Regions from separate parts of the Mus musculus genome. Here region 2 is linked to region 1. The links are chromatin loops, found by intact Hi-C in ENCODE. Cell type or tissue: gastrocnemius. All regions are shown on one strand.

The links. A loop is a pair of places that touch in the nucleus more often than their neighbours do. Peaks named below come from ENCODE experiments on the same cell type or tissue, not always from the same donor. Only the 100,000 strongest peaks of a DNase experiment are listed, where the experiment ranks them.
Region 2: a loop joins it to region 1, with 2.1 times the contacts of the local background. A loop is called at or near these places in 2 of 42 quality-filtered maps.

The regions. Positions count from the first base shown.
Region 1 is chr8:105,257,647-105,260,146 of GRCm38, reverse strand. Tradd (TNFRSF1A-associated via death domain) reads left to right here. Exons shown (of 5, transcript NM_001033161.2): 3 at 160-437; 4 at 518-710; 5 at 852-1,572. The coding sequence ends at 1,162. Among named protein-coding and RNA genes, the nearest start is that of B3gnt9, 3.7 kb to the right of the region's middle. In gastrocnemius, a CTCF peak has its summit at 1,098; DNase peaks (open chromatin) are centred at 288, 616 and 999; H3K4me3 peaks cover 1,150 bases.
Region 2 is chr8:105,169,125-105,171,624 of GRCm38, reverse strand. It overlaps Cbfb (core binding factor beta), which reads right to left and starts at 951. Exons shown (of 6, transcript NM_001161458.1): 1 at 572-951; 2 at 233-319. The coding sequence starts at 649. In gastrocnemius, no CTCF peak of the experiment used is centred here; DNase peaks (open chromatin) are centred at 67, 316 and 1,060; H3K4me3 peaks cover 1,778 bases; H3K27ac peaks cover 1,927 bases.

The DNA.
Region 1 (2,500 bases):
TACCTACCCTTTCTGTTCCCCTTCTTGGCAGAGAGCACTAGAGGCTGACGTTGGGGGTTGGGAGAGTAGGCCGACTATGGGCTTAGCTTTCTCCTCTGGCTGCTTGGAAAAAAGTCCTGTTTGGGGGACAACGTGTGGCCTGACTGCTCACCTCCGCAGAGAGTGGGGACAGCTCTGACGTACTGCAGATACTCAAGATCCACTGCAGCGACCCTCAGCTCATCGTCCAGTTGCGGTTCTGCGGGCGCGTGCTGTGCGGCCGCTTCCTCCAAGCCTACCGCGAGGGGGCGCTGCGCACCGCGCTGCAGAGGTGCATGGCCCCGGCGCTTGCCCAGGAAGCGCTGCGGTTGCAGCTGGAGTTGCGTGCAGGTGCGGAGCAGCTGGACAGTTGGCTGACTGATGAAGAGCGCTGTTTGAATTACATCTTAGCCCAGAAGGTGCTGCCGTCCGTAGTTAGGATGGGATGGGCGGGGATTCGCGGCCCAAAGCCGCACTGACTGTGCACCCCTTCGTGCAGCCCGACCGGCTCAGGGACGAGGAACTCGCGGAGCTGGAGGATGAGCTCTGCAAACTGACGTGTGACTGCACTGGCCAGGGTGGAGCCATACAGGTAGCTTCTGCAGGTTCGAAGTTCCCGGTTTCCTCTCCGACCGAGGAGAAACCACTGCCGGCCGCCTGCCAGACTTTTCTGTTCCACGGGCAGCTCGTAGGTGAGGTTCATCAGCAGAAGCGGGGGGTCACCAGCAGGTCGATCTGAGCAGGGCTGGGCCCAGGTATCCGAAGGCAGGTGCGGAAGGGTGCGGGCTCCAGGGAACCGGTGCTCACTCACCTCTTGCTCACTTCTTCTGCAGTGAACCGGCCACTGACTCTTCAAGACCAGCAGACGTTTGCGCGCTCGGTGGGTCTCAAGTGGCGCAGGGTGGGGCGCTCGCTGCAGCGTAACTGTCGGGCACTGAGAGATCCTGCCCTCGACTCGCTGGCCTACGAGTATGAGCGTGATGGGCTATACGAGCAGGCCTTCCAGCTGCTGCGCCGTTTCATGCAAGCCGAGGGCCGCCGTGCCACACTGCAGCGCCTGGTGGAGGCGCTGGAGGAGAACGAACTCACTAGTCTAGCAGAGGATCTGTTGGGCCAGGCGGAGCCGGATGGCGGCCTGGCCTAAGTCTAGTACTGTGGGGAAGGGCGGCCAACCAGCAGTTCAGTGTTTGAAACCCACGGGTGGCTGTTGGGGTATTTTTTTACCGCTGATGTTGCTACTGCTGACCACTTTCCATCTACTGGACTTGGAGAGCATACGCACGCCCCACCTAGCTGAGCTGCTGGAGTGCAACTAACTGCCCCTCCCCCCGCCCCCCAGGAGCCAGGCAAGCAGCGCAGGGGTAAATCACTGATGATCATACAAAAAGAGGACTTGCTGCAAAGACCCTCTAAGTACCCGGACCTTCTGAAACCTAGCTCAAGGTGCTACAAAAACTGTCGGGAGCAGGATGCACGATTTTCCCCGCCCTTGGCATATACTCATCGTGGGACCGAAGCACCTTGTCTGCAGCGATAATAAAATGTAACTCTTTTACAGACTTGCGGAGATGCTGAGGTCTAGACCTGGTTGGGGTTAGTCACCTTCAGTGGAATAGTGAGCCAGGTAGAGTAGGGAGTGGAGAGACAGGCAGGGTTCGGGTAGGGCCTTGAGGAAGGTGAGAGGAAGGGGTTGCTACCTGTCCTGTTAGTGAAGGATAACCGGGGGTTTGGTGAACCATCATATACATTAGGTTTGGTTTTTGTTTTTGTGTGTGTGTGATCTAAGTATGTGCTTAAAACATCTACCGTGTACCTGAATTAGAAAATTAAAATTTCAGCCAGGTGGTGGTGCACGCCTTTAATCCTATTTAGCACTGGAGGCAGAGTCAGGTGGATCTCTGTTTGTTACAGGCCAGCCTGGTCTACAGAGTGTGCCTTTAATGCTATCTAGCATTGGAGGCAGAGTCAGGTGGATCTGTTTGTTACAGGCCAGCCTAGTCTACAGAGTGTGCTCCAAGACAGCCAAGCTCTCCTCCACCCCCACCCCCCACCCCTTTTCTGTTGAGATCTTCACCCTTGTTTCCACGGAGACTGACACCTATAAGATTCAGACTTTTTACATACCATGCGGTATTCAGGATGTTGAGGCAGGAGGATTGCTTCAATTTGGAAGTCAGCATGAGCTACATATTGAGACACCCCCACCCCCACACAAAAACAAAAGCAAACAGACAATCTGGGTTTCCCCACTTCCCCTGCCCCAGGATTTCCAACTTACATTGTTACTAAATTCAACCTTCAAAGTTTATTTGAGGTGGGGGGCTTGGCCAATGAACTTACTTCTGTATCACACATACTCAGAAACCCTAGTTTTCTGATTGATTTTTGTGGCAGTGCGGATATAACCAAGGCCCTGAGGAAAGGTCTACCACTGAGCTACATCCTGGCTCTTGCTTTTTTGTTTTTTTGAGGCAATCTCACT
Region 2 (2,500 bases), 89 kb after region 1:
GAGGGCCGAGCCGAGCCGCCCCGCCAGCATCTGCCTCTTTCTTGCTTTTCGAATCCGGACTAAGGAAGTGAGCCTGCGCCCCCGGCTCAGTTCCGGGAGCCGCAGCGTCCGCGGCGCCGTCCGGAACACGCCCGGGGCCGCGCGCAACAAGTGACTGGCGCGCGCCTGGGTCCCCGCGGCCTCCCCGCGCGCACCGGGGGTAGGGTGGGGGGGTCCCTCCCCGGCGACTTACGATCTCCGAGCGACCGTCGCGGCAGGCGTTCTGGAAGCGTGTCTGGCGCTCCTCGTGGGGCCGGTCCCTGAAGCCCGTGTACTTAATCTGCAAGGCAGAGAGACGGCCCCGAAATCAGGAGTCAAATCCGCGGCGGCACCCGCCGGCCCGCCCGCCCGCTCCCCGCGGCTCCGATAAGGGCAAGCAGAGCCTGTGGGCGGACTGCTTGCCGGGGCGAGATTCCCCCTCGGCCGGCGCGCCGTCCCGGGGGCTTCCCGGCAACCGAGCCGCTCAAACTTTTCTCCTCCCCGGGCCCACTCGGGGCGCGCCGAGGCCTCCGCGCCTCCCCAACCGCCTCACCTCGCACTCGCGGCTCAGCTTCCTGAAGAACTCCTCGTTCTCGAACTTGCTCCTCTGGTCCGGGACGACGCGCGGCATCTTCCCGCCCTCAGGCCGCGCCGGCCGGCCGCGCTCCCCAGGCTCGCGCGGGCACCCGCTGGCGGGCTCCGGTGCTGACCGCCTTGACCGCCCACCCGCGGCACCCGGACTCCCGCTTCTCTTTGTTTCAGGAGCCCGCCCGCGTGGCCTCCCGCTCCAGGGAGGCTGAGGTGCGGCCGTGTGCTTGGAGCCCAACCCACGCTACCGCCGCCCGCCTCAGCCGTTGCCGGCCGTCCTCCCTCCCGCCCGCCCGCGCAGACACAGCTTCCAGCCTCCCCCGGCTGCGGCCGCCACTTCCTCTCGCCGCCCTCCTCGCTCTCCCGCCCCGCGCCGGCCCCACCCCTCCTCCTCCTCCTTCTCCTCCTCGCGCGCCCGCCCGCCTCAAACTCTAGCAAACAAGACGCACCATTCACAACTCCACGACCCGCGCCGCGCATGCGCCACCCACCCGCTTGCGGGGCCGCTGGGTTGCAGTGAAACCCTGCTCCTTCCTCAGCACTTCCCCTTGCCTGTCCGCGGGCTTCTCTGCGAACAACCCGCCCAGAAGGGATCCGCCCCTCTCTTAGCAACTAGAAGCGGACCCGCAGACCTTTTTTTTTTTTTTTTTGGCCCTTTGTGAGCGATCTGGAACTTCTTGGCTCCCCAGCCAGCCACGCAGAGTCACCCCCAGAAGGGCCACTTGAATTCAAGGAAACCTAAATCTTAGAGGACTTTGCATACAGGGAGGGATGTGGACTGTGCACTGAAAGGTGGAAGTAAGCATCTAACCAAATCATGGTGTAAAAAGGTGGTGGCTATTGAAACGGGGTTGGCCTTAGGATTCCGTGTAGCTCTGCCTGCAGACAAGGTTTAGACAAGTACCAGACCAGTAAGTCTCAGATTAGTAATTTCTAAAATGCACACTCATAAGTTCATGGCGTTAGTAGGAGAGTGTTTATGTAGATCTAGCACATCATTTAAAGGAAAACTATCTTAATTATATGTAACCGGTTGCCAGTCCATATTTTTACCCAAATGTGCAATCAAACAAGAAAAAAAAAAAAAAATCCAAGATCTGCAAGTTCTAGAGAACTTACCAGAGCAGAAGAAAACCAGACTCGGGGTTTGCAGCAGAGCTTGAGCTAAAGCTGACCCTCAATAAACTCTGATCCTTAAAAATCGCAGTTTGTTAAAAGTTCAGTTCAAGGATGGCAGGTAAGTGCCAACTCTTGGCAGCAGCTGGCCAGATGCTAAGGATTGTGAAAAGATACTCATAAGTCACTGGAATCAGTTCTGAGGTCAGTTGTTAATGCCTGCTTGAATACAGATTTTGGCAGAATTTCACTGCTAGTCCAGCCCAATCTCATTTATTAGATAGGGACCTAAACGTGGGTAAGGAACTGTCCTAGTTTGCCATAGACAGCTCTCATTTTTAGCAATGACCTCCCCCCGCCCCCCAAGCCTTCTGAAGCTGCTCAGTCCCTAACAAACTAGGAGGGTTAATCATCTTAACTGAAGTCTGGAGAGTTGATTACCCAAAATTAAAGGTTTGTTGGTGGGAGTGGTGTGTGTGTGTGTGTGTGTGTGTGTGTGTGTGTGTGTGTGTTTTGAGTAAAACATACTGCCATGATAAAACACCATGTCCAAGGCACGTTATAAGAAGAGTTTGTGTGAGCTTACCACTCCAGAGGGTTAGAATCCCTGAACGGTGGAGCATGGTGACAGAGGCAGGAAACTGAGGGCTCACATCTTTAATCAGAAAGCAGAATAAGATTTAGGAATGCCAGTGGCTTTGAAACCTCAAAGATGGCCCTGGGGACACATTTCCTCCAGCAAGGCCACACCTCAACAGTGCCATCACAGGGGATTAAG